Regions from separate parts of the Homo sapiens genome. Here regions 2, 3, 4, 5, 6 and 7 are each linked to region 1. A link is a contact called in ENCODE Hi-C or POLR2A ChIA-PET data. All regions are on one chromosome and are shown on one strand. Each heading gives the region's core, a stretch centred on a gene start or an enhancer-like site at or near the end of the contact. The rest is flanking DNA. Distances are from core to core; before and after follow the strand shown.

The links. A loop is a pair of places that touch in the nucleus more often than their neighbours do. ChIA-PET counts read pairs that join two places held with the same protein, here RNA polymerase II (POLR2A). Pooled maps may share reads with other maps.
Region 2: a pooled map shows a loop between it and region 1 (7-fold over the local background). The contact joins the promoter of CALM3 here to the promoter of ODAD1 in region 1. A Hi-C loop is called at or near these places in 1 of 168 maps with a recorded cell type or tissue (B cell), 1 of 37 single-sample maps with no recorded cell type and 9 of 50 pooled maps.
Region 3: a pooled map shows a loop between it and region 1 (14-fold over the local background). The contact joins the promoter of AKT1S1 here to the promoter of ODAD1 in region 1. A Hi-C loop is called at or near these places in 3 of 168 maps with a recorded cell type or tissue (CD4-positive, alpha-beta memory T cell, CD8-positive, alpha-beta T cell and naive thymus-derived CD4-positive, alpha-beta T cell), 2 of 37 single-sample maps with no recorded cell type and 15 of 50 pooled maps.
Region 4: a loop to region 1 is called in a pooled map, with 12 times the contacts of the local background. The contact joins the promoter of PTOV1 here to the promoter of ODAD1 in region 1. A Hi-C loop is called at or near these places in 3 of 168 maps with a recorded cell type or tissue (CD4-positive, alpha-beta memory T cell, CD8-positive, alpha-beta T cell and naive thymus-derived CD4-positive, alpha-beta T cell), 1 of 37 single-sample maps with no recorded cell type and 6 of 50 pooled maps. POLR2A ChIA-PET finds 5 or more read pairs at or near these places in 1 of 52 experiments (activated CD4-positive, alpha-beta T cell).
Region 5: a pooled map shows a loop between it and region 1 (5-fold over the local background). The contact joins the promoter of AP2S1 here to the promoter of ODAD1 in region 1. A Hi-C loop is called at or near these places in 2 of 37 single-sample maps with no recorded cell type and 10 of 50 pooled maps.
Region 6: a loop to region 1 is called in a pooled map, with 9 times the contacts of the local background. The contact joins the promoter of AP2A1 here to the promoter of ODAD1 in region 1. A Hi-C loop is called at or near these places in 1 of 168 maps with a recorded cell type or tissue (naive thymus-derived CD4-positive, alpha-beta T cell), 1 of 37 single-sample maps with no recorded cell type and 8 of 50 pooled maps.
Region 7: a pooled map shows a loop between it and region 1 (7-fold over the local background). The contact joins the promoter of RPL13A here to the promoter of ODAD1 in region 1. A Hi-C loop is called at or near these places in 6 of 50 pooled maps. POLR2A ChIA-PET finds 5 or more read pairs at or near these places in 2 of 52 experiments (H1 and activated B cell).

What each region holds. Positions count from the first base shown.
Region 1 is chr19:48,320,540-48,324,602 of GRCh38, reverse strand. ODAD1 (outer dynein arm docking complex subunit 1) reads left to right here and starts at 2,632. Exons shown (of 16, transcript NM_001364171.2): 1 at 2,632-2,925; 2 at 3,792-3,831. LOC124904735 (a long non-coding RNA gene) reads right to left here and starts at 3,135. Exons shown (of 2, transcript XR_007067284.1): 1 at 2,626-3,135; 2 at 1,081-1,813. RefSeq lists silencers at 1-36, 2,368-2,657, 3,128-3,247 and enhancers at 2,128-2,187, 2,198-2,257, 2,477-2,771, 2,778-3,017.
Region 2 is chr19:46,599,309-46,603,371 of GRCh38, reverse strand. CALM3 (calmodulin 3) reads right to left here and starts at 2,042. Exons shown (of 6, transcript NM_005184.4): 1 at 1,935-2,042. The coding sequence starts at 1,937. It also overlaps the pseudogene PPP5D1P. RefSeq lists enhancers at 480-549, 2,278-2,777 and a silencer at 2,008-2,147.
Region 3 is chr19:49,876,105-49,880,167 of GRCh38, reverse strand. AKT1S1 (AKT1 substrate 1) reads left to right here and starts at 2,813. Exons shown (of 5, transcript NM_001098633.4): 1 at 2,813-2,931. It overlaps TBC1D17 (TBC1 domain family member 17), which reads right to left and starts at 2,466. Exons shown (of 17, transcript NM_024682.3): 1 at 2,424-2,466; 2 at 1,927-2,025; 3 at 1,596-1,670. The coding sequence starts at 2,444. RefSeq lists a silencer at 1,980-2,269 and enhancers at 1,313-2,272, 2,490-2,829, 3,010-3,649, 3,233-4,063.
Region 4 is chr19:49,848,346-49,852,408 of GRCh38, reverse strand. It overlaps PTOV1 (PTOV1 extended AT-hook containing adaptor protein), which reads right to left and starts at 1,250. Exons shown (of 12, transcript NM_001394010.1): 1 at 910-1,250. The coding sequence starts at 1,080. It overlaps PTOV1-AS1 (PTOV1 antisense RNA 1), which reads left to right and starts at 733. Exons shown (of 4, transcript NR_040037.1): 1 at 733-841. RefSeq lists silencers at 1,052-1,341, 1,782-1,861 and enhancers at 1,442-1,551, 3,353-3,432.
Region 5 is chr19:46,849,164-46,853,226 of GRCh38, reverse strand. It overlaps AP2S1 (adaptor related protein complex 2 subunit sigma 1), which reads left to right and starts at 2,381. Exons shown (of 5, transcript NM_004069.6): 1 at 2,381-2,463. The coding sequence starts at 2,461. RefSeq lists an enhancer at 2,057-2,366.
Region 6 is chr19:49,765,257-49,769,319 of GRCh38, reverse strand. AP2A1 (adaptor related protein complex 2 subunit alpha 1) reads right to left here and starts at 2,319. Exons shown (of 23, transcript NM_130787.3): 1 at 2,120-2,319. The coding sequence starts at 2,186. RefSeq lists enhancers at 1,855-2,623, 2,677-3,654 and a silencer at 2,185-2,764.
Region 7 is chr19:49,485,350-49,489,412 of GRCh38, reverse strand. RPL13A (ribosomal protein L13a) reads right to left here and starts at 1,805. Exons shown (of 8, transcript NM_012423.4): 1 at 1,769-1,805. The coding sequence starts at 1,783. It overlaps FLT3LG (fms related receptor tyrosine kinase 3 ligand), which reads right to left. Exons shown (of 9, transcript NM_001459.4): 9 at 3,182-3,398. RefSeq lists enhancers at 1,225-1,829, 1,738-1,857, 1,918-2,417.

The sequences.
Region 1 (4,063 bases), core at 1,383-3,882:
GAAGCGGGGAGGAAGCGGAAGCTAAGAATCCCAGCGCCATCATTTCCTGGTTCAGTGACCTTGAGCCAATTATTTCACCCACCTGGGCTCCAGTATCTTAGTCTATGTTGAGAGTATAATAATGCTGACAAAATACTAATACTGATAATAATAATTCTGATACTTATGCTGAATGAATAAGGTAATACTGGCACACTCACACACCTAACCTGTTCCTTCCTTCATCAAACATTTATTGAACATGTACTCTGATCTGGGAGTTAATAATGAAAACAGACATGAGCCCTGCTGGTATTATGGAGCTTGTATTCTAGTAGAGGAAGACAGACAAGAGAAAACATCAATGATGAAGATAAATCTCAGATAAGGATAAGTGACTTGAAAAATAAATACAATAGGCTGGACGTGGTGGCTCATGCCTGTAATCTCAGCACTTTGGGAGGCCAAGGCTGGAGGATCACCTGAGGTCGAGAGTTCAAGACCAGCCTGGCCAACATGGTGAAACCCTGTCTCTACTAAAAATACAAAAATTAGCCAGGCATGGTAGTGGGCGCCTGTAACCCAGCTACTCAGGAGGCTGAGACAGGAGAATTGCTTGAACCCGGGAGGCGGAGGTTGCAGTAAGCTGAAATCACGCTACTGCACTCCATCCTGGGTGACAGAGCAAGACTCCATCTTAAAGAAAAAAAAAAATAAAAGAAGAAAAGAAAAATAAATACAATAATAAATCAAACAGAGTGATGGAGATAATGACAGAGTGCAGGGAAGACTACTTGAAACAGGAAAATCAGGGAAGGCCTCTTGGAGGAGGTAACATTTGAGCTGAAGACAGGAGTCATTTGAACGCTGGGGTTGGGGAGTGGTGGGGGGGCGTCGGGGGGAGAGGAAGTGCAAAAGCTCTTAAAGCTTTTGAGAACAAGCTCAGGTTGTTTAGGGAGCAGACAGAAGGGCCAGTGTGGCTGGAGCACAGGGAGACAGAGGGAGTGGTGAGAAGGGAAATCAAAGGGTGCCCTTGAAGACTAGGGGAGGGGCTTGGATTTCATTCTAAGTGCAGTGGAAAGCCATTAGGTTTTAACAGAGTGTAGTACCAAAGATTTTTATTTTTTTTTTGAGATGGAGTCTTGCTCTGTCATCCAGGCTGGAGTGCAGTGGCATGATCTCAGCTCACTGCAACCTCCACCTCCCGGTTCAAGCGATTCTCCTGCCTCAGCCTCCTGAGTAGCTGGGATTACAGGTGCCCGCCACCACGCCCAGCCAATTTTTGTATTTTTAGTAGAGACGGGGGTTTCTCCATGTTGGCCAGGCTGGCCTCGAACTCCTGACCTCCAGTGATCTGCCTGCCTTGGCCTCCCAAAATGATGGGATTACAGGCGTAAGACACTGTGCCTGGCCCCAAAGGTTTACTGTTAACTATTATTATTAATTTTGGGGATATTAAATTAGGGTCGGGGTGATGACTACTATGTACACGAGTCTCTTGGGAGGGGACCAGGTGCCCAGAACTCTGATAAATTGAGAGCAGGGGAATTCAAATCCTGGATCCAGGGAAGGGAACTGGATGATGGGATGTCTGGGTATCTGATGGGCCAGAGCTGGGTTTGGGATAGCTGTTGGTGATTCGGGCTCCCTGAGGGGGTGAGGGATGGACAGTTCAGTGCTTGGCTGGGTACCCCAAGACCTGGAAGCTGGAATACCAGTATAGCACAGACTCTAGAGCCACACTGGTTGGACTCAAAATCCAAGCTGTTTTACTCAATGGCTGTGTAATTTTTGGCAAGTTACTAATAACTTCTCTATGCCTCAGTCTCTTCATCTGAAAAATAGAGATAATAGTAAATACATTATAGGGCAGTTCTTAGGGTAGTGCTAGTCATATCAGGCATTGGGGCTCTGAGTGGAGTCAGTACTGGGGGACCCTGATTCAGGATCTCTAGGAGTTGGGGAAGGGGCAAATTCTTGGGTCCATTGGGTCTCAAGGCTAAAGTTGGGAATCCAAAATGAGGGTCCCTGGGGGAGAATAAGTAGTCTCAAACTTAAGTGCCTGAGAGACAGAAACTGGGGTCCGCACTCAGATCCCTAAGGAAGTTGCAAAGTCTGGGTCACTGAAGGAAAAATTAGGGGCTGGGGAGACATACGTTCCTCTTGGGGAGCAGGAAAAGAGGGCTCCACTTTCTTGAGAGGACTAGGGGGAGCCAGGGGCTAGGAAGATGGAAACTTGAGCCGGGGAGGTGAAAAACACGAGTCTAGGACTCAGAATCAAGTTCCCTGAGTGGGATCGGCGCCAGGCTTGGGTACCCTGGGGATATTAGGGGGGTCCCCGCACTATGGCTATGTAGAAGGGGAAGAATCAAAGGATCTGAGGGTGGCGGCGGGATCTCCCCATCCTGGGCCTCCGAGATTATGAGCTGAGCTGAGCGTACGCAGGCCGCTTCCTCCCACAGGAAACCGCAGGCTTCGGGCACACCCAGCCTGCAGGGAGAGGCGCCCACTGCCCGCCCGCCCGGGGAGGCCCACGTGGGCAGCAGCCGCCGCCGCGGAGGGGGCGTGCCTTACAGAGCGAGTGGGTGTAACCAGAGGGGGCGTGGCCAGAAACCGGGGGGCGGTATGGAGTGCCCGAGGTCTCACCCACTTCCGCCCTCCAGCGCGCGGACGTGGTAGGCGGCCAAGCGTTTTTGGCTGCTTCCCGGGAAGCCGTTGGTCGCGCTTGCGTAGTGAACCGCTGAGGCTGTGTTGAGCGCTCCTTCTCCGCGCAACTCCCGGCTTCGACACCGCCTTCCTTCCTATGAATCCTTAATTTAACGTGGTCACAGTCAGCTTAAGACCGGCACCTCTCGGGCTCCGTCTTGTAGGACCTCGGCCTGGCTTCGAGGGCTTCCATACAGGTCACCGCAGGCTCTTTCAACTCCCGCCGCTTCCAGGCCCGCGGTACTAGTGAGACCTCAGCCTCGACCTCCCCAGGACCATTTCGACCTCCCGCAGGCCTTCAAGGCCTGAGCGCCTCCCGATTAGCCCGCCCTTCACCGCCCTTCCACCGGGCCCCTCGTAAGGCCTTCCAAACGCGACCCTCGAAGCCCGCCCCTTACGGGGAAGCCCCTCCGCTCGCTGTCTGCGAAGCCCCGTCCTGTACTGGTGTCCGTGCCCCTCCCCTCGCCGGCCCCGAAGCCCCGCCCCTCGAAGTTCTTCCCACTCACTCTCCTCACAGGTCTCAGCCCCGCCCATCACAGCTCCCTACGGCACGCCCCTCTCAGGCCTCACAGCCGTGCACCTCTCAGGGCTCCGCAGCACCGCTCCACAGGCCCTCCCGGCTCCGCCCCTTTCAGGACCTCGCCGCCCATCAGTTTTGTTTGTTTGTTTGTTTGTTTTTTGAGACGGAGTCTCGCTCTGTCGCCCAGGCTGGAGTGCAGTGGCGGGATCTCGGCTCACTGCAACCTCCGCCTCCCGGGTTCAAGCGATTCTCCTGCCCCAGCCTCCTGAGTAGCTGGGATTACAGGCACGAGCCGCCATGTCCGGCTAATTTTTTGTACTTTTAGTAGAGACGGGGTTTCACCATGTTGGCCAGGTTGGTCTCGAACTCGTGACCTCAAGTGATGCGCCCGCCTCGGCCTCCCAAAATGCTGGGATTGCAGGCGTGAGCCACCGCGCCTGGCCTTGCCCATCAGTTCTCAGTCCGTGGGAACCCTGCAGGTCTACGCCTCGCATCCTTCTCCGCCCCTCCTCCCATAGTTTCTCCCGCGGCCTCAGTCCCTCCCTGGCCGCTGTCCTCAGTCCTCATTGGTCCCTTATCTCCCCAGTAACCAGACCACAACACTGAACTTGGAGCACCAAGAACAGGTCAGGCCCGTCGGCAGGTAGGGCCCAGGACTCCCCCGACCCTGCCCAACCCCCACTACAGCAGGCCGGGGTTTCCCCCTCTCCTGCGACCAAACAGCCTGGCCTCAGATATCCTGAGAGCCCAGGAGGCCTGTCCCCTGCCAAACCCGCGCCAGAATCGGAGCCTAGACGCAAGACCCAGAGTGTGAGAGGTGGGAGGGCTGGAGAGGTGTGGGAGAGGCCTGAGAGAGGT
Region 2 (4,063 bases), core at 793-3,292, 1.7 Mb after region 1:
ACTTGTCCCACCTCTACCTTGCTGATTACAAACAGAAAGAGAAACTAGTTGTGGCCAAAGCTTGGGTCCTATTCTGGAGGTAGGGGGCCTGCTAGTGCTTCAGGGCCCCTTTTAGCCAGGTTCTGCTGGGGGAAAATGGGGTAGCGGCAAGAGGAGCCATCAGGTCTGTGTCAGCAAGTATGAGATCTGATACACAGCAGCGGCTGCCTGTTCTCCCCAGCCTTGCCAGGGAGGATGGCTGCACACGGTTCCCAGGCTCAGCCTGGTGGGGCTGTGGGTGTTGTGGGTGGCAGGGAGTAGGAAAGAACTAGTCTGCTGGTTTTCTCTCAAAGCCCTGTGAATTAACAGACACGCTCAGCGAGGGCCCTGAATGGAACAAGTGGCCCTCAGGCCGATCAAGGGGTCTCCCCAGAGGCACTCTCTGATCAAGCTCTGCAGCCCCCACCCCGAGGGCACGGGAATAGGCATCTGATTGTCACTGACGCCACACTGTACTGCACTGTCATTTGGCACAAGTGACGAGGTGCAGCATGGTGCGTGGGGCTGGGGATCATGAGAAAACCGGCGCTCCTGCTGGGAAAAGGCAGTGCTCTTGGCCTGAAAAGGGCAGCGACAGAGTGAGGCTTCTAGGCTTGAAAAAGCTGGCTCATTCGAGGCACCCCAAACTTTGATCTCCCATCCCCATTTCATGAGGCTTCAGTGCGCAATAGGGGCCCGAACAGCTCCGCCCACCTGCTCCCACTGCCCCGGTGTCTTCCACCCAGCCGCGTTCTTCCTGAGGAAGGAGGACGGTAGAAAAGCTTCCTCCGGGCCCTGCAGCCCACTCCCCATCCACACTGAGCCGTCTTTGTCCTGGCCTGTCCCTGGAGACTGGCAGGGTGCTACCCACATCCACCCCCAAACCTAGGCCCCCCTGACTGCCATTCATTTTCTCCTTCCACCTCACCTCCCAACCACCCAAGCCCAAGTCCTCCCCCACCCCTCACCTTGGAAATCCATCTTCTCTTGGACCCAAACACAACACTCCCACCCCGTTAAAAAAATTCTGTCTTTCTAGAGCAACAGTCTTAACCCACTAGTAACCTCGGAACCTTTTCTAGCTACTTCCAAATTAACCCCAAGGGTCCCTGTCCCCCGACTACTGGCGAGCCCCACTCTCACCATCCCTTTTCACCACCTCCACGACCCTGATCCTTCTCCGTCCCGGAAGCCTTCAAGAGTATCTTCTAATCTCCGCTGCCACCCACCCCAGGCTCTTCCTCCCATAAGCTTGCACCTCACCCTCCTCCTCCTCTGCAGTGCTGGGCTCTGGAGACCACCCTCCCCCACCCTCCCCCACCCTCGGGAGTCTCATCTGTAGAAGTGACCGCCCATCCTTGACCCTCTCCTCTGCTCCACAGGAGCCCAGGGGTCGCCCCTCCCCGCCCGGGCCCAGCTACCCTCCACCACCCCATCCAGGAGCAGCCCAGCCTCCCTTCGTCCCCCGTTCCCCGCATCCTCTCAGGACCAAACGCCTTCATCAGGGCCCGAATAGCTCCCCTCCCCAGCCCATCTTTCTTATTTCGTCCCCTGGGGTCCAAACACCTCCATCCTGAAACCCAACGCCCCATCCTGGGTCCAAAATCCTTTTGAGGGGTCCCACTGAGGGTCCCGATCCTCCATCCGGGGTTCAAATGTCCCCTTTAGGGGCTCAGATACCCATTTGTGGACTTAAACATCCCATTTGGTGCTAAAGTCGCTTCTGGAAACCTCTGGTGATCCAGACGTCCCGCTCTGGGTTCAACAGCCCCCGACAACGCGGGTAGAAAAGGGTCCCGAGGCTCTCGCCGGGCCCGGACGCCCCCCACTCTGGGCTCTGTCGCCCCCTCAGGGGTCCTGCCCCGTTAAGCCCGCCTCAGAGCCCGCAGCCTCGGCGACCCCCCAGCCTCACTCACCATGGCGAGGCCCGGGGTGTCCGGAGCACGGGGATCAAGGTTCCTCCGGCGGCGGCAGCAGCTGCAGCAGTTCCAGCTCCGCCGCGCGTCCGCGCCTCCACACTCACTGCCCGCAGCGCGCGCCGCCGCCGCCGCCGCCTCCCGCCCCAACGGTCCCTCAACGGCCGCCGCGCGCGCCCCGCCTCGCTCGGCCCCGCCCCACCCGGCCCGCGCGCCGCCGCACTGCGGCTCCCACGGATCCCTCCGCGCCCCGCTCCACACCTACGGGCCCGCGAATCTCTCGTCCCCACCCTGCACAGGAATTGGGTTTGCCGCCGGGCGCGCGCGCGCTCGCTCCCGTCGCCGGACTACTTTCCCTCGCCGCGCGCCCCGCCTCCCGGGCCCACTTCACTTTCTTCGGCGGAGGGGCACAGCTCGGCGGTGCGTGACGCGTCCCTCTGTGAGCCGCGTCACTATTGGGCCTGGCCCATGGCGGAAATGAGAGCTTGGCGCCCATTGGTCCGACCTTCCCTGCAATGCGTCAAACTGGGGCGAGCCACTGCAAGGTGGTGGTGGGTAAGTCTGAACTCTGTGGCCGCGTGGGGCTTTGAGGAGTAACGAGGCGAAGGGGGAAACGGCGTCGCCGTTAGAGAAGCAAATACGTCGTTTCTGTGGCCAGGAGGTGGTAAAAAGGCTGGCGACAAATGCAGAAGGGCTTTCTCGGCTCTCCCCTTTAACCGACGGACGATGGTTCAATCCAAAATGCTAGGGTTTAGAAGCTCCGCCCCTAACTGGGCCTTTGGAGGTGGCGGGGTCTCCAAGGTGCCACCTAACGCTCAGAGGTTCCGCCCTCCGTGGTCTTGTCTCTGCGTCCTAAGACGCACTCAGCCGGTGGGCGGGACCCCTGGGCCCGCTTCATTCTTGATCCGCTCAGGGTCTGTGAAATTAGGACCATCCCAGGACAGCCTGTGGGAACGGGGTATTCATTCAGTCATTCGTGCTATAAGCATCAATTAGGCGCCTGCTGTATGCAGGGACCTGAGCTTGGCTGGGCTGGGGAGACCATACTCCCCAACCAGCCTCTCCAGACAGACGACCTCTTTCCTTATTCCAGTGTTCCAGCCATAGGAGGAAAAAGAACTGAAACTTTGTTTATAGGAGCTCAGAAAATGATCACCCCTGCCCCCTCCCCCGTTTAGGATAGGAGCTGACAGTCTCCTGCGTGTCCCCTCCCCACCATGTTGATGGTTAAGAGATGGGCAAACGAGTCAGGCTGGACCAATCATTATGCTCCACCTGGAACAGAATGGAGACTGAACCAATGAGAGTCCTTCCCTGGGGTTTGGATCTGCAGCCTGGGCACAAGAAGCCTTTTCCTTTTGGGTGGGTCCTTCCCATAGATTCTGACTATGGTCATTTTCCCACTCTGCCCCCTATCTTGAGGAACAAAGTGTCTAGAGAAGAAGAGAAAAATAAAACTGACACAGTGGAGAGGTAAAGAAGATGGCCGGGCGCGGTGGCTCATGCCTTTAATCCTAACACTTGTTACTCAGTCTCAAATCTCATGTTAAAATGTGATCACCAATGTTGGAGGTGGGGCCTGGTGGGAGGTGTTTGGGTCATAGGGGTGGATCCCTCATGAATGACTTGGTGCTGTCCTCACGGTAACAAGTGAGTTCTTATTCTGTTAGTTCACACAAGATCTGTATTTTTTTTGAGACGGAGTCTTGCTCTGTCACATAGGCTAGAGTGCAGTGGCATGATCTTGGCTCACTACAACCTCCGCCTCCCAGGTTTAAGCGATTCTCCTGCCTCAGCCTCCCAAGTAGTTGGGACTACAGGCACCCACCACTACACTTGGCTAATTTTTGTATTTTTAGTAAAGACAGGGTTTCACCATGTTGGCCAGGCTGGTCTCAAACTCTTGAGCTCAAGTGATCCGCCTGCCTTGGCCTCCCAAAGTGCTGTAATCACAAGAATACAACCATCAGGAGTGCCTCAAGGGAGAAATATCCTCTGAGAATAGCCACAGACAAAGTGGGGAGGTGGGACTACCATCCCCAGCCCTGGAAACTCTCTCTACTCTATAACTTGGCCAAAGGAGATGCCAAATCAGAGTGGCTGTTCGTTAGCACCATGCTGTGGGAGGT
Region 3 (4,063 bases), core at 1,564-4,063, 1.6 Mb before region 1:
AGGTACAGCAGGCCGGGTGCGGTGGCTCACGCCTGTAATCCCAGCACTTTGGGAGGCTGAGGCGGGCGGATCACCTGAGGTCGGGAGTTCGAGACCAGCCTGACCAATATGGAGAAACCTCGTTTCTACTAAAAAAATACAAAAAAATTAGCCAGGCATGGTGGCGCATGCCTGTAATCCCAGCTACTCGGGAGGGTGAGAAAGGAAAATCGCTTGAACCTGGGAGGCGGAGGTTGCAGTGAGCTGAGATGGCGCCATTGCACTCCAGCCTGGGCAACAAGAGCAAATTCTGTCTCATTAAAAAAAAAAAAAAAAAAAGAAAAAAGAAAGTACAGCACTTGCTCAGGGTCACCCAATGCAGCCAGAGAGCGAGCCAGGACTTGACCCCATGTCTCCCACTGCATGGGGAGGTCCATGCTACACAGCAGGTGGCTCTGCAGTCAGGCTGCGGAGTGCTCAATGGACACTGTTGTACTCACCAGGTAAATACAAACCAAAACCACAATAAGATACCACTTTGCACTCTTTTGAGACAGTGAGACTGTCAAAAAAAAAAAAAAAAAACAATAACAACAACAAAAAAAACACACTACATTTCCCAGGTTTCTTTGCAGCTGGAATCCAGGACACAGGACAAATTCTACCAACCAGATGCAGGCCAACCTGGAAAGCGGAAGTGATGTAACGCAACTTCCTGGTGCCTTGGCTGTGTTTGGCTGTGGAGCAAGGTGGAGAGTCATCTTCATCTTCATCTTCATCCTCCTGCCCTGGGGCAGCGCAGGTGGTCAGCTCAGCCTTCCAGTGTCTCGTCACTAGCTCTGTGGGTGCCGACTGACTTCCGGCCCCTGGGTGGAACTCATCAGCTCCAATGGAGGTCTCATTCCCCACTAAAGAACCCCCCTACAGAGGCATCCAACTTCTCCGTGTGCCTTGAAGGTTGTTCTGCTGTCCCTGAAATACCTTCTTGTCCTTTCATATCCTGGGAGTCCCAGCTCAAATGTCTGCTCTCCCAGGAAGCGTTGGGGATCTGGAATCAGACTGTCTGGGTGCAAAAAGTTCCAACACTTCCTAGCGTTTTCGACCTCATCTATCAGTTTCTCAAAAAGTGAGTAAGGGTCAGGGCTTAGGTGGGTCTGGATCTGACTTATCTCTGGGTCTCAGAATTGCCCAGGACGGGGTCCAGCCATGGGAAGTCCCAGGAGACATAACGAAGGGAAAGCCGGGAGCAGTGACGAAGTGGGTGAGTAGGCTGTCAGGCCCTGTCCTCTGGCACCAGAGGAAATGCCATTTCCCTTCAAGCAACTCGAATCCACATCTTGCACCCTGGCAGGGATCTCCCAAGAAGCAAAGGGAGAGAGGGGTCAGCCGTCCCCACGACCGTGCGTCTTATGCTCCCTGCTCTTTTTCCTTGAATGGGCATCCTCTGCCCATTTCACAGAGAGGAGCAAAAGGAGAGGCAGAGTACCCAAGCCTAAACAGGGTCACACATGCCCCACGAGTAGGTCTGGGATTGTACGCAGGTCCCTCAAATGACTTACAACAGCACGGACCTAGAAAAAAAGCGAGTGGAGAAGGGCAAAGCGGGTGGAGCCTACCTTCTTGGAGAAGAGGATTTGGGTGGAATCTCCAGCCTCCTCTACAGGAGCCCAGTGCAGGAGGACGTCATTGTCCTAGGGTAAGGAGGGAGGCGGGGTTAGAGGCGCTCCCCAAACCACATTCCCAAAACTTTCCGTTGCAAATTTCCAAACTTTCCCAGTTTCTACCCTCAGCCTTTCAAAGTCCCGCCCCTCATTCCAGTTCCCACACCCAGCCTTCTTCAGGTCCCACTGCTGACCGCCAGACCAAACTCCTACAGCTGCCGCCTGCATCCCAGACCGCCTGCATCCCGCTCGGAGCGGGTCCGAGCCCTGCTCCCTCCCAGCGCACCTTTTCCACGACACGGATGACACCAGCGATGAGAGAGTCTCGGTCCTGATACTTCTTAGCGCTGGTGTGCAGGTACACTCCGCCCTTCTCAAACACCACCTGAGTTGGGGGGAACCAGCGAGGGCTGGGGCCCAAGCGAGGGGACCAGCCTGGGGAGCCAATAGGGACGGGCCCAGGGAGGAGCCACCCTCAGGGGGCGGGGCCGGGAGGGCCATTGCCCCGGGACCAAGGCGGGGAGAATGGTCCAGCCCGCGTTCGGATGCTGACGTGCGTTCCACAGGGGGCAGGGCTCAAGGAGTCGCCTGAGCCGGGGGGGCGGGGCCATGGGAGGTTCTTCCCTGGGGCGGTGGACGGGAGGGTGACGGCGCGTTTATAAGAGATCGGTGTTTGCCAAGGCCGTGCCGGATTCTCGAGAGCCAAGGCCTGAGAGAAGAGCTGATCACTAGACGGGGCGTTTCGCATACACTGAAGCGAGGGAATGCGTCCTCAGTGCTTACCCTGTAGCCGGCTCCTTCCATAGTCGCCGCCGAAGGCCCCACTGCCCCGCCTCCTCCTTTTCCTAGTCAGCGTGTTGTCACTTCCGGAGAAAACAGTTCCCCTCCGGGCCGGACAGTGGTAGCGGCCCGACCCGTTCTAGAGAAGGAGCGGGTGAAACCATTTTTCAGAAGGGGGTTATTCCACTGGAACCTCGAGGGTGGATCGGAGTCACGTGGCGCAGACGCTGAAGGTGGATCCGGCTACGGAGAGTGCGCAGGCGCAGTGTTCGCCCTCTCGCCACGAAGTAAACAAGTGGGAGGGTCTGAGAGCTGCACCACCTGGGGCAAGCACGCCTTGAAACGCCCACTTCCTTCTCCATATTGTATACTGGAATTGAAGCCAAGGAGGTACCATTTTGCTCGAGGGCATGGCCTAAGCCGGTCAGCTAAGGCCATGTTAATACGGGGCTGTCCCATCTCTCTGCGGGGCGCGACAGCTGGAAGAGCCGAACGGATAAGAGAAGAGGAGGTGAGAGGAGCTGTACACCACAAGAGGCACTGAGGGACTCAGGATAACGGGATGAAGCCGTCAGTGCCCCCAGAAACGAAGCGGCCCCGGACGAATTTCTGAGTCACCGTCGCGAGAAAGCGGGCTGAGCCGCCATTTTGAAGCCTGGCAAACCGAAGCAAGAAATGCTGCCGTGTTGGATCTTTGCCAGCCTTCGTGCCGAATGGGAGCAGGTTGGAGGGAGGGAGAGCCAATATACACTATGGGCTGATTAAGCCCGGTTGGCTGCCATGTTGTTAACGAGCACCGATTTCCTCTACTTTTGTCGAAGAAGTTTATTGTGGGTCAGGGACGTCAGGTCGCTTGCCTTCGTTTACTGTGGTCATGATTGAGCATATGAGGACGGCCATTATTGTTGGGGGCAAATGGAAATGCTCTAGGCGGGGCCATTTTTCTTAGGGGCAAGCTGTCGTCACCCTTGTCAACTGGTTCGGATGAAGCCCCTGTGGCCGCCATCTTGATCTCGGGCGGCCCCGATAAGGGAGGCGGAGTGTGCGGAGAGGAGGCGGGGCAACTGCGCGGACGTGACGCAAGGCGCCGCCATGTCTTTTGAGGGCGGTGACGGCGCCGGGCCGGCCATGCTGGCTACGGGCACGTGAGTGGAGGCGGCGTTGTTAACCGCGGTGTGGGGAGGATTTGGCCGTCCTGAGGCAGCGGGGCGCTGGGAGGGCGAGCGGCTCACGGGAGGGGTATGGCCTGCACAGATCAGAGGGCAGAGGTCTGCCAGCGATCCTTTGCTGAGCGCTGGAAGGGGGTCGCCCGTGGGAATCGTCCTGTCAGACCTGAGGCAAATCGTAGACAGTCTCACCTTGCGGTTCCAGAGCGCCTGGGATCTCTACCTGGGCCGTGGACCACGTCCACGGGGTCGGGGGATGGTTTGGGGGGCCTCGGGGCGCCCCTCACCCGTCCAAAGGCGGGACTTCCGGTCCTGGCCTCCGTCTGGGCGGGATTTCCTGTTTTCTTCCTAGACCAGTGGGTCCTCCCTGGACCCCGGGCGAGGTTGGGAGGTCTCGGGGCAGCTGAGCGTGGCCCCAGGCGCTCACCCCATGGCTACCGCGTTCATGCTCAGGTTCCTCACATCTTGGGGTGTGGG
Region 4 (4,063 bases), core at 1-2,500, 1.5 Mb before region 1:
AACTAGATGCGAATGCTGCAGGAAGGGGCGAAGGCAGTGGAGTGAAGGGGTACGTTTAAGTTGTGGGAGGTGATCTAAGTCTCGGTATCCATGTTTATGACCCCAGGAAGCCTGTTTAAGGTTTCAGTAGGGCTGCCACAGCTCTGTGCCATCCACACCGCTGAGGCAGTGTATTTAAGAAGCGGACCCGAGCGCGAACCCAGGGGAAATCTCACATCGGGGCAAGCGTGTGCACGGTGCAAAGTCGCGATGTGCGGTTTTACAGCCCCAGGTAAACCTTACGGTTTCTGAAAAGCATGTGCATCTTTTGGGTCCGGAGAAGCGTGTGCAGCCCAAAGTACCTGCGAAGCTGAATGTTTACGTTTAAGGTCTGGGCTCACGGCAGTCCATCAAAGCATCCCACATGTGGGCGCGGGCGCGTATTCTAGGTGCGCACTCCACGGGCACGGAGCGGCCGCCAGGGGAGAACGCCCACGGGTGCGACATCTGGGGGCGCTGGTACAAAGCGCGGGCCCCTCCCTCGCCGCTGTCCCCCAAAACCGCCCCCATTTCCAGGTTTCCTGCCCGGAGAGCGAGCAACTCTCCAATAGGAAAAACAAGCGAGCGTGCCGGCTGCCTGTCTGCCGCCCCCAGCCCGCGTTTAAATCGGGCCGCGGAGTCAGCAGTAATATGAGCCCGCCCCGCCCCCGTCCCCCAACCCCCCACCCCGGCCCGAACGCGCAACAAAGGGGAGAGCGCGGCGCGAACCACCGGGTGCTCCACGGGGGAACCCGGCCCCGGGCGGGACCACCCTTCGGGCCACAGGGGACACCCCGGAGCGGCGGGGGCTGCGGACAAAGGCGTGAGCCCGGGATAGGGGCTGGGGGGGCGGGGCCGTGGAAGGCTCTGGAAAAAGGGCGGGGGGCTCACCATGGGAGGGGCCGAGCGGGCCCGGATCCGCGGAGGCTGCGGGCCTCGGGGGCTGGCAGGCCAGGAGCGCGAGCGGACGGCGCGCACCACGAGGGGCCGCGGAGGGCGGCCGCGACCCCCGAGGGGGCCCCCGGCGCCGGAGCGGTACGGGGCACGGCGCGGACGGACCATGGCGGGCGCGGGCCGAGCGGGCGGGGAGCTGCCGCGGGCCACAAGGGGGGCTGCGGGCTCCACCGACTGAGGGGCGCGGGCGCGGGCGCGCGGCTTCGGGGGAGACGGGCTGAGCCGTACCAAGCTCGGGGGACGCGCCGCCGGAGTGGGGTCGCCGCGGCCGAACCACTGAGGCGAGCGGGGGAGCCCGGCGCGTACCAAGCGCGTCCGAGGGGGCGTGGCCGGAGCGTACCAAGGCGGCGCGGGGGAGCGGGGCCCGGGCGGGAGCGGAGTGTGGGCTCGGCGGTCCTGCGGGCCTCTCCGGCGCGGGGGAGTCCTGGGAAGACGCGCGAGCCACAACTTCAGGGGGCGTGGCGGGAACGGGAGCCCCTACCGAATGGGGTGGCAGAAGAACGAAGGCGACACCAAGCTGGCCCCTTGCGGGGGTCGGGACGGCGGGAGACCTCATCCGGAGCCCTGGGCCCGCAGAGCCAGGAGACCGCGCCAAAATACATCAGGGAAGAGGGGAGGACGGAATAATGGGCCTGGGGACAAAGGAACCCACTGAAAGGGAACCCACTGAGGGTACGGATTGCACCCGAGCCTGAGACAGCTGAAGGTTTGCAGTCGGTGACGTGGCGAGGTGGGCAAGGGACTCCAACTCCCAGCGGGCCCCGCGCGGCCTGGGCGGGGCCAGCTGTCCCTGGAGGCTCCGCCCATTAGCCCCGGCGCCCAGGCTCCGCCCGCCGTCCCTGGCGACTCCAAGCTTCTCGCCACTCACGTCGCTCCCCGGCCTTCCGTGGATTCGCTCATTCGCTCTGCTAAAATGGAATGACTACTTACTAGTAGTTGTATAAGATTTTTCCCTCGATTTTTGTTCCTTAAACGTGGGTAATACCTAACCCTAGAGTGGTTATGGGGATCGAGCCCGAGGGGCTGTGCTTGACTGCTTGGCGCAGTCACTACTCAAATGTTAGCTTTTCTTTAAAAACAACAACAAAAATCTGTTATGAGTACCCTGTCCAGTTCTGTGCTCGGCGACGACCGAATCAGACCACGTCCCTCACAGGCCCCACGGTCCACTGGGGAGAGACATAATCACAGGCTGTGCTAAGTGTTAACTAGCGCACATCCACAGGGCGATGGGATATGACCATAGCGAGGTAAAGTTAGCAAGCAAGGGAAGTCAAGAAAACGACCTGTGAGCAACCTGCCATTCCAGATGGCTGGAAAAGTGTGCAAAGAGGACAGAACAGCAAAGACAAATCCTGAAAGTAGAAGGAATAAAAGGGAGCCAGTGTGGGCGGAGTCGAGTGAAGGTAGAGAGGAGAAATAGACACAGCTGTAGGAGGTTAGAGACGGAGTCCCTACTTCTGTTTCGGATGTTGACTAAACAATGTAGATAGATATTGATGTCATAGCCTGGAGAGAGAAATTCGGGAGTCATCAGTGTTTGAATGGAGACTGGATGAGCTCACAAAGAGACTGGGACACTCATCCCTTTAGCAGTCACGACAATGAGAAGCAACCAGCAAAGGACACGGAGGAGTGGCCAGTGAAATGGCAGAAGAACCCGTAGGCCTGTCCATGTTTTCCTGCCCAGGGGCTCCCGAGGGCTGACTGGAGCCCAGCCTTAAACCCCAAATCCAACCTGCATTGTGGCCAAACGGAGTCAGTGCTCCCTGAACACAAACTGCAAGTTAGTTATCAACAGGTACCTCCAATGCCCTGTCAATCACCCATGTGAGGACAACCTGGCAGCAGGAAGGAGAAAAAACAGGAGCTGCTTTAATCTCCCGGAATCCTCACTTCTCCCCATTCTTGTTGGTCCAAACCATCAAGATCTCTTGCCTGGGTGACGTCTCCTAACTCTTGCTGCCTTCTCTGTCACTACAATAATCAAAACCATCCAATGGCTTCCCAGTGCCTTTAGAATTAAATCCAAACTTGGTACTGTGGCCCCTGCTGCCGCCCCCCAAAAAATCTCTCTCCCATCCTTCCTGTTCTCTACCTGTTAATGCCTTCCCATCCCTCAGAACCCATCAGGACACACGTGAGTTTGAATGCCCTGAATTGTATAAGCATGGAGAGCGGTATACCAGGGTGTACTCCAGAGTGAGCAAAATGGGAACTCATGTCAGAAAGTGAAATGAAAATGTAGGCTGAAATTCTATCAGTAATACTGCAACAAAACTCTCTGAAACCATCTCACTTAACTCGGTCCACCAACTTGAAAGACACTTTCCTTTTCATCTGTGAAGCCCACTGCTGGGGCTAGCAGGCTACTATTATGACTAAGCAATTCCACTTCCATCTCTCAAGCTGTTTACTTCCTGAAAGGTAGCTGTTTGATCCAAACCTGTTTATGCCAGAAGTTCTTGTTTAATTTACTATCAAACTAATGAAATTAATGCAAGACAGTTGTTTATACACAAACCAGATTGCTTGCTTTGGAAAGACTAAAAGGGAGTTGTTAAAAGAAAAACATGCCAGGCGTGGTGGCTCACACCTGTAATTCTGCACTTTGGGAAGCCGAGGTGGGCAGATCACTTCAGGTCAGGAGTTCAAGACCAGTCTGGCCAACATGGTGAAACACCGTCTCCACTAAAAATACAAAAGTTAACCGGGCATGGTGGTGTATGCCTGTAGTCCCAGCTACTCTGGAGGCTAAGGCAGGAGAATCGATTGAACCCAGGGGGTGGAGGTTGCAGTGAGCTGAGATCTCACCACTGCAACTCCAGCCTGAGCAACAAAGCAAGACTCCATCTCTTAAAAAAAAAAAAATGCTGCCAAGTTAGGTACAAGTAAAGCAACTGTAAATTATTTAATGAAAAAGCTTATAAAAACCTAGGAAGACTCAGCCCCCAGTTTGTTTCATAAATGTCTTTAGGTTCTCAAGCCACTTAAAAAAATGACTCATTGTGGTTTGTGGGTGGAGCTTATACAAGAATGTGATGTTCTACTGGGCGCAGTGGCTCATGCCCGTAATCCCAACACATTGGGA
Region 5 (4,063 bases), core at 1,132-3,631, 1.5 Mb after region 1:
TTGAACACCAGAGTTGTGCCAAGTATTAAGTTGAACACTGGAGATCAGGACTGGGACTAAGGGGAGGCAAGTGACGTGTTGAGGGCACAAAATTTAATGAGGCACATATTCTCAGTCCTGTGTAAGACAGGAATTGGCATCTAAGAGTGAGGTCCTTTTAAAATTTTGCAACCTGGACACTTTGCTTGTGTCATCCTAGTATCAACCCTGTTGGAGACAGAAAAGTACACAAGACAGAAATGATCTCTGGCCTCTTTTTGCCCCTATAATATTCAACAACTATGTGTTGGTTATTCTGCCAGTACTATACCTTAAATTTACATAATTCTACAATACATTTTGTTTTATTTATTTAATTTATTATTATTATTTCTTTGAAATGGAGTCTCTCTCTCTCTCTGTCCCCCAGGCTGGAGTGCAGTGGCACGATCTCGGCTCACTGCAACCTCCATCTCCAGGGTTCAAGTGCTTCTCCTGCCTCAGCCTCCCAAGTAGCTGGTATTACAGGCAAGTGCTACCAAGCCCGGCCAATTTTTGTATTTTTATTAGAGGTGCTGTTTCGCCACGTTGGGCAGGCTGGTCTCGAACTCCTGACCTCAGGTGATCTGCCTGCCTTGGCATTCCAAAGTGCTGAGATTACTGGAGTGAGCCACCATGCCTGGCATGCTTTGTTCTTATTAGGGCCAATCTCCCCTCAGTACTAATAGTAATAACTTTATTGACTGCTTACCATCTGTCATGTTCTAGGTAATGAAGATACAGTTATCAGACAGGGTCCCTGCCCTCAACAACTCACTACCTAATGAGAGATCTAGACAAACATACACACATACTCATAGGGCAAATAAAATAATTTTTAAAATGTAATAAAGGCCATTTAAAAAATCACGCCTGTAATCTCAATACTTTGGGAGGTGGAGGAGGGAGGATCGCTTGAGCTCAGGAGTTCAAGAGCAGCCTAGGCAACATAGCAAGACCCTGTCTCTACAAAAAGTACAAAAAATTAGCCAGGTGTGACGGCATGTGTATGTAGTCTCAGCTACTCGGGAGGCTGAAGTGGGAGGATCACTTGAGCCCAGCAGGTTGAGGCTTCAGTGAGCTGAGATCATGCCACTGCGCTACAGCCTGGGTGACCAAGGGAGACCCTCTTTCAGAAAAAAGCAAAAACAAAGACACACCAAAAAAACACTAAACTAACTGCTGACCTGGAGGGTTTTTTTTTTTTTTGACAGAGTTTCGCTCTTGTCATTCCAGCTAGGGTGCAATGGTGTGATCTCGGCTCACTGCAACCTCTGCCTCCCAGGTTCAAGCAATTCTCCTGCCTCAGCTTCCCGAGTTGCTGGGATTACAGGCACCTGCCATCACACCCAGCTAATTTTTATATTTTTAGTAGAAATGGTTTCACCGTGTTGGCCATGCTGGTCTCGAAGTCCTGACCTTAGGTGATCCACCCACCTCAGCTTCTCAAAGTGCTGGGATTACAAGCATGGGCCATCATGCCCCCGCCAAACTAGAGATTTTTTTTTTTTTTTGGAGTCTCTCTCTATTGCCCAGGCTGGAGTGCAGTGGCGAGATCTGGGCTCACTGCAACCTCTGCCTCCGGGCTTCAAGTGATTCTCCTGCCTCAGCCTCCCGAGTAGCTGGGACTACAGGTGCGCACCACCATGCCTGGCTAATTTTTTGTATTTTTAGTAGAGATGGGGTTTCGCCATGCTGGCTAGGCTGGTCTCGAACTCCTAACCAAGTGATCTGCCTGCCTCGGACTCCCAAAGTGCTGGGATTACAGGAGTAAGCCACCGCGCCGGGCCGGTTCAAATTTATGCTTTTAAACTGTTGTCTCCCGAGAGACACACGCAACGTATTTTAAGCAAAACACTGGCTTGGTGTTGTGGTGGCTCATGCCTGTAATCCTGGTGATTTGGAAGGCTGAGGGTCGCTTGAAGCTGAGTTCGAGATCAACCTAGGCAATATATCTAGACCCCTGTCTCTATTTTTAAAAAAATTAAAGAAATCACTGGATGAGGAATGGAAAGACATTTTCTATCTCCCCAGGACAGTTTTTTAAAATTTAAAACTACTATTCCCAGCATGCCCTTCTCCCCTGGGTGGGGGGAGGGGACCTAAGAGAACTACATTTCCCTGAATGCAACGCCTTCACCGCTGGTTCTTCAGCATCTCGGGAATTGTAGTCCTCTGTAAAGATGTTTGTCCACAAATCCCAGCATGCACTTGGGATCTGACTCGTTTGGTAGGAAAAGGACTGGCTCTGACTCTTCACCCATCTTCACCCAGGCTGGCCCCTTTGGTGAAACTACAACTCCCAGGGGTCTGTGCGCGAGAAGGCAGGCGGGTTTTTCTACCGGAAGTCCGCTCTAGCTCTGGGCCCTACAACTGCACCCTGAGCCGGAGCTGCCCAGTCGCCGCGGGACCGGGGCCGCTGGGGTCTGGACGGGGGTCGCCATGGTAACGGGGGAGCGCTACGCCGGGGACTGGCGGAGGGGGGGCCCACGCGTAAATAGCCGAGGCTGGATCGGGCGCTGACAAGTCCCTTCTCTGCCGCGGATGGTCTGGGTCAGGCGCGGGCTCTGGGGATTGGGACCGATCCAGGGCCGGGAAGGAGGGCACAGGGCGGTGATTCTGCGCGCGGGGGTTACCAGGGGTCTCGCGGCGACGGGCATTGGGGGTGGTGTTCCAAGGGGAAAGGGCTGTGCAGGTGGGAAACGTTGTAGATGGTTGGAAGCTTTGAAACGAGAGGAAACTCGTGAGACACAGTCTTGTGGGTAGCGAGAAGGCATTGGAGGTGGGGAGAGGGCGTCCGAAAGAGGAAGGCGCTCTGGAAGTGTGGCGGGAGCGCTGGGACGAGAACGCGAGACCTTGGAAAAGGGGAGGGAGGTTTTCTTGATGGGAGGAGTCTCTAGAGACAAGGATCTGATTGCAGGTGGAGAGGGGATGTTGAGACAGGGGCAGGAGACTGCCTGTGAGAGAGGGATGATCTCAAGAAGAGACCTGGCACAGGAAACCAAAAGGAGGCAACTGTAGGGAATGAAACTTAAGGGTCTGGGAAAGCGCTGTAAAAGGAGAGAGGACCTGGAGGTAAGATGGACACTCGGAAAGAATGGGGAGCAACTGAATAGGTCTTTCCAAGAGGAGAGATCTTGTGGGGTGGGGAGTAGGCTTGAAAGTGTGAGACCTGGGGAGGAATCTTTGTTGGGGCAAAGACTCAACATTGGATTTAGGAGTGCCCCTATCCCCCAGGTTGGGGCTTTGGATCTAGGAAAGGGTTCTTTGGGCTGGAAGTTGGGAAAGAAAACGAATGAGAAAGAGTGTCAGAGCGGGGGCGGAGTCTCCTCCAGGAACAGGGTCCTTGGAGGCAAAATGTGACCTTTTGAAGAAGGGAGGAAGCTTGGGAGTGGGACAAGGGATGTCACCAGTAAAAAGCCCATTGAGGCCCCAAGGAGGGGAACTGAGACTGAGAAAGTGGAGGTCAAAAGGGAACAACTCCAGAGGAGGGGGATTGGAGACAGGGAAGGTTGGGGGGCATCTAGAGGGGACAGCAGAGGCGTGAGGATGCAGAGATTCAGGACGGAGGGGACTTGAGATTCCAAATGGGAAGAAAACAGGGAGAGGTATACAAGGGAATTTGGGAGTAAGAGGCAGAGCTTTTTGTCAACTCTGTGGGTTTGCTTCTAGTTCTCCTAACTGTGTGAATATGTCTCCGGCTCTGCTCCCAGGCTGTGGCTGCCTGGTGTAGGCCCCCCAACGTCCCTTCCTGCCTGGGACCCCTGCCCTGCTAGGAAGTGGTTTTCCCTGGCTCAGCAGGAGTTCTTGGAAGGAGAGTGTAACATCCTGTTCCGGTCCAGTTTGGTTGGTTGGGGGAGGGAGGATAGAGTGTGTGGAGAATGAGGCTTAGGAAAGACTCTCAGGCTGGGGCGGTGACTCATGCCTGTAATCCCAGCACTTTGGGAGGCTGAGGCAGGCGGATCACATAAGGTCAGGAGTTCGAGACCAGCCTGGCCAACGTGGTGAGACCCCGTCTCTACTAAAAATACAAAAATAAGCCAGG
Region 6 (4,063 bases), core at 1,070-3,569, 1.4 Mb before region 1:
TGTTCTGTCTTCCTCGGGGAAGGGAGCTCCCAAGGACAGGAGTTTCTTTTTCTTTTTTTTTATTTTTGGAGACGGAGTTTCACTCTTGTTGCCCAGCCTGGAGTGCAATGGTGTGAATCTCGGCTCATTGCAACCTCTGCCTCCCGGGTTCAAGCGATTCTCCTGCCTCAGCCTCCTGAGTAGCTGGGATTACAGGCACCCACCACCACACCTGGCTAATTTTTGTATTTTTAGTAGAGATGGAGTTTCACCATGTTGGCCAGGTTGGTCTTGAACTCCTGACCTCAGGTGATCCGCCTACCTCGGCCCCCCAAAGTGCTGGGATGACAGGCATGAGCCACCATGACCAGCAAGAACAGGAATTTCTGTTCACTATTGTCACCCCAGTACCTAGAACAGGGCCTGGACAACACTAGAGCAATCAAAAAGTATTTGTCAAGTGAATGAATGAATAAATGAGCCTTCAGAGGCAAGACACTGTTATGAATGAAGTTTGCAGACAAGAAAACGTCCTGAAAGAGGTTAAACAACTCGTGGAGGGTCACATCCCTGGTGGGTAACAGAGGCAGCCCCCGTCTGCTAACAGTGGCTCCCAGCTCCTCCACAACCCCCATAGCCCCGCCCCTTATCATAACAAGTGATCATTTCTCCTCCAACTGATACTCAACTGTTTCCACCCTCCTGTTCCCTGAGCACCTATTACATGCCAGATCCTTCCATAACAGTTAAATTCTAAAACAACAACCATCACTGGGTACTTTACAGGGCTGCTGTTCAGAGCCAACGGAGTAAAAACAATAGCCAAGTTCCATCTGGGGCCTGGAACGAGTGAAAGGCCTGAGGGGCATTGTCACAAGCCCCTCAGGAAGATACTATCAGCAGTCTCTCTTGACAGATGAGGAAACCGAGAGGTGAAGTCCCTCATTCAAGGTCACACAGCCAGGGAGTGGCAGTGCTCAAACGCAAACCCAAGTCTGGCTGACCCCAGAGCCCATGCGGATGCAGCCTCTGAAGACTCCTGGCAGCTCCAATCACCCACAGCCATTCCCAGGAGTTGAGAGCTGACTTGCCGCCAGGATTCCCATCGTCACGACAACTCTTCCTGGCAGGGACCACCGTCCCCATATTACTGTGGTCAAATAGAAAAGGGCTCAGATCCCTGCCTGTCCTGCTGCCTGACCCCTGACCTCTCTCTGGGATTAGACTTCCCCTATTCCCAGCTTTCCAGATATCTACCCCTCAAGCACTTCAGAACCCAACGCCTTCCTTGAGGTCTGGGCGCTCCTTCTTCTACCCTTTCCCCAATCCCCTACTCTAATGTCCTCTTCTTTCCTGGCCCCCCGTTCCCTGTCACAGGTTCTCCCAAGACCTTACACCGACAGCTCTTTTCCTCTGTGTTCCTTGGGTCCCTCCTTTCCCCTCAGCTGCCCCTCTAGCCCCCTCCACACTGCCTTCCATGTCTTCTAGGCAATCTCCCACCCTGAAGCCCCTCTATCCTTCACCAGGGTGTCCTTATAGTCTCCCCGTCCCATCATCTCCCTGCCCCAAACTCATGGACTTTCAACCACTCTCAGGCCTCCTCTATACCACTGGCCAGGAGCCTCGGTGACCTATCTAACCCCTTTCCCCTGTATGACACCCCCTATCCCAGGTCCTCAAGCCCTGCTTCATTAGGCTTCCGGCATTCCACTTCCTCCAGGTCCCCTCTGGCCTCTTCCCATTCCATCGCTCCACAGGGCACCCCCGCCATACACTTCTTTCACTTCTTCTCTACATTGGGAATCCCTCTAACCCCATCGTTTGTAAGATCCCCCAGCTTTTCAGTCTTTCCCAGGGGACACCTCTATGCTCCCATCCCCGGGACCTCACTGGCTTCCTCCCCTTTCAAGCCCTCCCGGACCCCTCTAGCTACTCCGTGTCGTCACCTCAAGAGGCACTCTATGACACCCCAAGCCCCTACGTGCCCCCCACTCTAAAGTTCTTCCTGGGGCCCATCTATGCTGTCCCTATACGGCCGCAGAGGCTTTTGATCCCCCGGGTCCCTCTGTGATCCCCAAACCCCTCAATTTCACGCTCCCCCCTCCCCCGCGTCTCCAGTGTCCCCCGGCCGCGCGCTCACAGTTCCGGATGTCGGAGATGAACACCGCGAGCCCCCGCATCCCATCGCCCTTGGACACGGCCGGCATGATGGCGGTGGTGTCGGCTCCAGGCCTGGCCGGACAGGGCACAGAGCAGCGGGGGCTGGCAAGCGGGGACCGGGCGGAAAGGACCCCAGGCAGCGCCAAGGAGCCGAGCCGGCCGCGGGGAGGGCTGGCTGGCGGGCGGGCGGGCGGGCTGGCAGGCCGTGGCACCGCCCCCTGCCCCTCCCCTCCGCCCGCGGTCCGGAGCTCTGAGCCGCCCACTGGCTTGAGCTCCTGCCGCTCACAGGCGGGTTTCTCCCCCACTTCCTCTCTCATTGGCCGCCAAGCAAAGGCACGACGCTACGATTGGCCCAGTGTTCCGCTATTTCCGTTTGGGAGCTGGGGAGGGGGGGGAGGAGGCGTTGCCCGAGAGACGGGCGGGGTTCGATTGCGTATCATGGGCCCGCCCCCTCCGCGCGGCCAGGTCAAACACTGATTGGATCTAGCGGCTCTCCAAGGAGGAAGGGAGGGACGTGAAGGAAGGCGGGGAACGGTCCTAGGAGGCGGGACTTAGGTTGACTGGGACCAATGAACGGGTAGACCTGCCCCGCAGGCGTCGCGGATTGGCGAGATCTGTCCTACTTCAGCCCTCCATTGGGCGGCTGTGGGGCGGGCGGAAGGCGAAGATCAGTAGAGAAGGAAAGAGGGGAGGGTGTCACTCCGCTCGGCTGGGATAGGTGGAGCGACGCCTGCAATTCCCTGCTGCAGAGAAGGGGTTGGGCGAGGCAAGAGAGCGTGCGGTGTTTACTGCGCAAGCGTCTCCGTGTTCCCTTTCTCCCTCCACTGTCACCCCCGACTGCTGAAATCCTCTTCTAGGAAGCCTTCCTCCCCTCCCCCCTTCTCTGCAGCCAACGTGTCGGGACTTGAGTTGTCAGGAGACCTAGAATCTCAGAGTGAAAAACAGTAATTCAAGGCTAGTCCCATTAAGCAGAAGTTAAAACTTAGGTCGAGAGGGCGAATGACTTGCCCAGGGCCACACAGCTTGGAAGTGAAAAAGCAGAAATAAACGTAAACCGTATCTTGGCTTACTTTTCAATATATGTTGCCTTTTTTTTTTTGTCCAACCGCAGTGTCTCTCGGGCAGCCTCCATTGTAGCAGATATCAAACCAAAATTGATTGTCTCCTCCAGACTGGGAACTCCTTCTGGGCAAGAATGGGACCTGGCCTTGAACAGTTTCAACAACATTTGTTAAAAGAAGAAATAGGTGAATCTGCTTTGGCCCAGCCCCAGCCTCCATCCCCAACCCCCAGCTCCCCAGAGACTCTTTGGTAAACTGGCTTTGGGGAAGGCAAAACGGCCAGAACTCCCAACGCCCCAGGAGATTGAGAAATTTGGGACAAAGGGAACTGGAAGAGTCCATTTCTGTCACCTGTAGGAACAAAACTCCACCCCATCAGCCTTTTCTAATCTCAGAAGCCAAGAATTCCTGGAATGAGCCTTGGGGGTGTGTTCTGGACCTTTGGAATGGCCATTCTGAATCCTGGGAGATGGAAAGGAGGTTGAGAAGAGCCCACCTTCCAGGCTCAATGGATGCGTCCATTTGGGTTTCCAGGAATGGGGCCTGGGAAAGTCCATTTTGGATTCCAGGAGGACAGAAATTGCTCAGCTGTTTTAGTCACAGGGAGAGTCCATTTCTAATATGGGAGGGGGGTGCTGTTTGCCCCTGAAGAACATAAAGCAGCCCCATTAAACACAAGAAAAATTATTAATCCCAGGACTTGAAGTTCTTTTTTTTTTTTTTTGAGATGGAGTCTCGCTCTGTCGCCCAGGCTGGGGTGCAGTGGCGCGATCTCAGCTCACTGCAACCTCCGCCTCCCGGGTTCACGCCATTCTCCTGCCTCAGCCTCCCAAGTAGCTGGGACTACAGGCGCACGCCACCAT
Region 7 (4,063 bases), core at 556-3,055, 1.2 Mb before region 1:
CCTCCCACCTCAGCCTCATGAGTAGCTGGGACTACAGGCGCGCACCACCACACGCAGCTAATTTTTGTACTTTTTTTTTTGTTGAGTCAGGGTTTTGCCATGTTGCCTAGGCTGCTCTTGTACTCCTCGCTTCAAGTGAACCGTGTGCCTCGGCCTTCCAAAATGCTCGGATTACAGGCTTGAGCCACTGTGGCCAATCAATTGTAGGATGTTAACACAATCTAATTCTCTTCTAATGTATAGGATGTTTCTACCACAAATTTAATTTGGAAGAAAACCGAATTTCAGGTGGGATGAGATTAGGCAGAGTAGTCAAAAGCCCATGCTAGCTCTGCTATAGAGCACTCTGCTTTCCCCGGTAAACTGCTCAGGCACCGAACCTCAGCTTCCTCCGGAGTAGAAATCCTGGCCGGGCACAGGGGCTCACGCCTGTAATCCCAGCACTTTGAGAGGCCTAGGTGGGCAGATCAGTTGAGGTCAGGAGTTCGAGACCATCCTGGCCAATATGGTGAAACCCTGTCTCTACTAAAAACACAAAAATTAGCCAAGCGTCGTGGCAGGCACCTGCAGTCCCAGGTACTCGGGAAGCTGAGGCAGGAGAATCACTTGAACTTGGGAAGCAGAGGTTGCAATGAGCCAAGATCGCACCATTGCACTCCAGCCTGGGTGTCACAGCGAGACTCCGTCTCAGAAAAAACACTAAAAGTAGAAATCCTCATTGTTTTAATGCAAAAGCATGAAGCACACACTGGTTGTTACACATGCTTTGTAAGCGTTGGTACAAAGACTCTAAAATCCAGACAGACTTCCTGAAGTCGTGACCTTGGCCCAAAATCACCAATTCCAATTTAATTTCCTCCTCTGTAAAACAAGGATACCAGTAACTGCCTCAGGAATATGGTTAACTGAACTACGCAAAACATTGCGAACTGTGCTAGGCACAAAGACACATGCTTGGTGAACACAACTTGCCTAGATCGGCCTGGCTCTGAAATGTCACCCGCCCCAACAACAGACTACTCACAAAGAAACCTTTCCAGGGCCAATCCCTCCTTTATACTTAAGTAGCTACACCAGGAGCCAGGGAAAGGGCCCCCAGGTGTCAGGCCCAAAAGATGTCCCATCCTTGTGGAACCATTCATCACAGCTCTCGACTTCCAGTAACACGCCTCAGGACAATCGCCAATCCCCAAAACGACGGAAAACGAGTTCATTCCAGAGTGCCCCGCAGCCAACAGCTCTCGACCCCCCGCAGAAAGGCATTGAGAATTAAAAGAACCGGAGCTGCAGGGGACCCCGATTAACACCTCCACGTGAAATCAAAGTAGCCCGCGCACTGAGCGGGATAAAAATACCTTCCATTTTGGCCAAAACTCAGTTTCTCATTGCCCCGAGACCGCCCGGCCACACTTCCGCGTGTTCCTCATCGCTGAGGACACACAAGGGTCCAATTCGGCCAAGACTCTACCCCAGGGCCCCCACCCACTACCCGAGTTCAAGGTAAGCAAAATCTAGTTGCAAAATACCTGTCCTGTGCTGGAAGCTCTATCACCCTCGCCTCGAGAAGGAAATGCCACATTGTAGCCAACCCTAGGCCTAAAGAGAGCCGCGGCATTTCCTACAGATTCCCCTTATCCCAAAAGACTTCCATTTTGCTTCATTATGGATGTTAAGCTCCGCAAAACATGCAAGACAGAGAGGGTGCGACCCCATTCCGGCCTGGATCCCACCCGGCCCCTTGCCGCCCCGGCCCGCGCGGAGCCCATACCTGCACCTCCGCCATCTTCGGCAGCCGCTTGGAAAAGGAGGAGGTTTTGTCGCAGGGTTTCTTATCCCTTGAAACAGGGGCGGCAGAAGTGACGCAACGCGGTTGCGCGGACGGCTTCCTGTGTTTTCATTGGTCGAAGCGTTCTGCGCGTGCGCAGAGATTCCCCAGGGAAGGCGGGCCCTCTTCCGAATGTCCAATCCGGACATTCTTCCGGTTGGACCTCCGCGGTCAGCGCTGTGCCCGGCGAGAGATCACGTGGGGCGCGGAGGCGGTGCTGCTGGGGCACGGCCGTCCAGCCTCGGCGGCCATATTTTTGAGGGGCTGTTCATCTCGTTCACACGCTCTGTCCGCCATGTTTGTGAGTGGAAGCGCCATTACCCCTTCAAGCGACTGAAGGCTGCAGGGCCTCTGGTGGCCCGCATGGGGAGACCAGACCCGCCAGGCCCGCCTTTCCGCACTCAGTCCGGGCTTACTTTATTTTGTGAGACAGGGTCTCGCTGTGTTGTCCACACCAGAGTGCTGTGGGGCGATCATGGCTCACCGCAGCCTCCACTTCCTGGGCTCAAGGGATCCTCCTGCCTCAGCCTCTCGAGTAACTTGGACTACAGGGGCGCGCCACCATGCCTGGCTAATATATATATATATATATATTTTGTTGTGGCCCGGGAACGGGGGGAGTCTGACATGTTGGCCAGGCTGATCTCGAACTCCTGGGCTCAAGCGATCCTCCCGTTTCGGCCTCCCAAAGTGCTGGGATTACCGGCGTGAGCCCCGGAGCCTTGCCCATTCTAGGCTTAGAGATTTGGATTCCTGTGTCTGGTCGACTTCACTGTGACCTGGAGAAACCCTTGGCCTTATCTGGGCCTCAGTTTATCCATCTGTAAAACAGATGGAGGTGGTCTTCCCCAGGGGCTCTAAGAGTGGATCAAGGAATGGCTTCTAGTTGCCTGGCTGCACCAATCCACTGAGCGTTCCTCAGAGGAACTTCTCACTTTCTGGACTGTCGGCCTTTGCTTCAGCTGGGTCCCTTGCCCAGGATGCCCTCCCCACCCCCTCCAAATCTGGCTTGTCACCATCGCAATGCCATTTGGCTCTGGAAAGCCTCTCTGCTCTCCCTGCCTGGGTGAGTTGCCCCTCACACTGCCTCTGTTTTATCTCCATAGTAGCCTATGGCATCCTGCACCCAGGCTCGCTGAATCCCTTGTCTTCTCGTCCATAGCCAAGGAGACCTGGGGCACCTGGGCTGGTTCTGACTCAAATCCAGGCTCTGACATTGCCCAGCGCCGGCCCGGGGCTCCAGGGGACCTCAGAAAACACGTATTGAATGAAACATTGCATTGCAATTCAAAAACCAAGATTCTGAAATCAAAACTACCCCATTCACACCCATCCATAGACAGACCTGGCCAGAGCTGGTAGAAAAGGATGATTTATATACAATTTCATGGGGACAAGGGCTTTGTACAGAGTTGGGTAAATGGGGCCGGTGCTGGATTCTGGCGTTGCCTCCATTCTGGGGAGGGAATGAGAGGGGCCCAAGGAAGGGACCGGCCTCTAGCCAACTTCCTCTGTGTCCAGGCTATGCATCCTCTGGCTGGTGACTCCCCTCTGTGTGCCTCAGTATCCTCCCCTGTAAAATGGGATGATAGATGTCTGTCTCACTGCGTTGTTTAAGGCTCCGCTGAGAGAGGAGAGGGAAAGTAGCTTAGCTTGGGGCGGGCCACAGATTTATGCCCAAAACAACTCCATTCCCAGCAAGCGCTTACTATGTGCTAGGGCATTGCTGTCCAAGAGAACGTGGCCATGATAGAAATGTTCCCTATATTTCCCCGGGCGCGGTGGCTCATGCCTATAATCCCAGCAGTTTGGGAGGCTGAGGCTGGTGGATCACCTTAGGTTGGGAGTTTGAGACCAGCCTGACCAACAGGGAGAAACCCCATCTCTACTAAAAATACAAAATTAGGGCCAGGCACAGTGGCTCACGCCTGTAATTCCAGCACTTTAGGAGGTCGAGGCGGGCGGATCACCTGAGGTTGGGAGTTTGAGACCAGCCTAGCTAACATGGAGAAACCGTTTCTACTAAAACTACAAAATTAGCTGAGGCAGGAGAATTGCTTGAACCCGGGAGGCGGAGGTTGCAGTGAGTCGAGATTGCACCATTGCACTCCAGCCTTGGCAATAAAAGCAAAAGTCTGTCTCAAAAGAAAAAAACAAAAACAAAAACAAAATTTGCTAGGCATGGTGGTGCATGTCTGTAATCCCAGCTACTTGGGAGGCTGAGGCAGGAGAATCGCT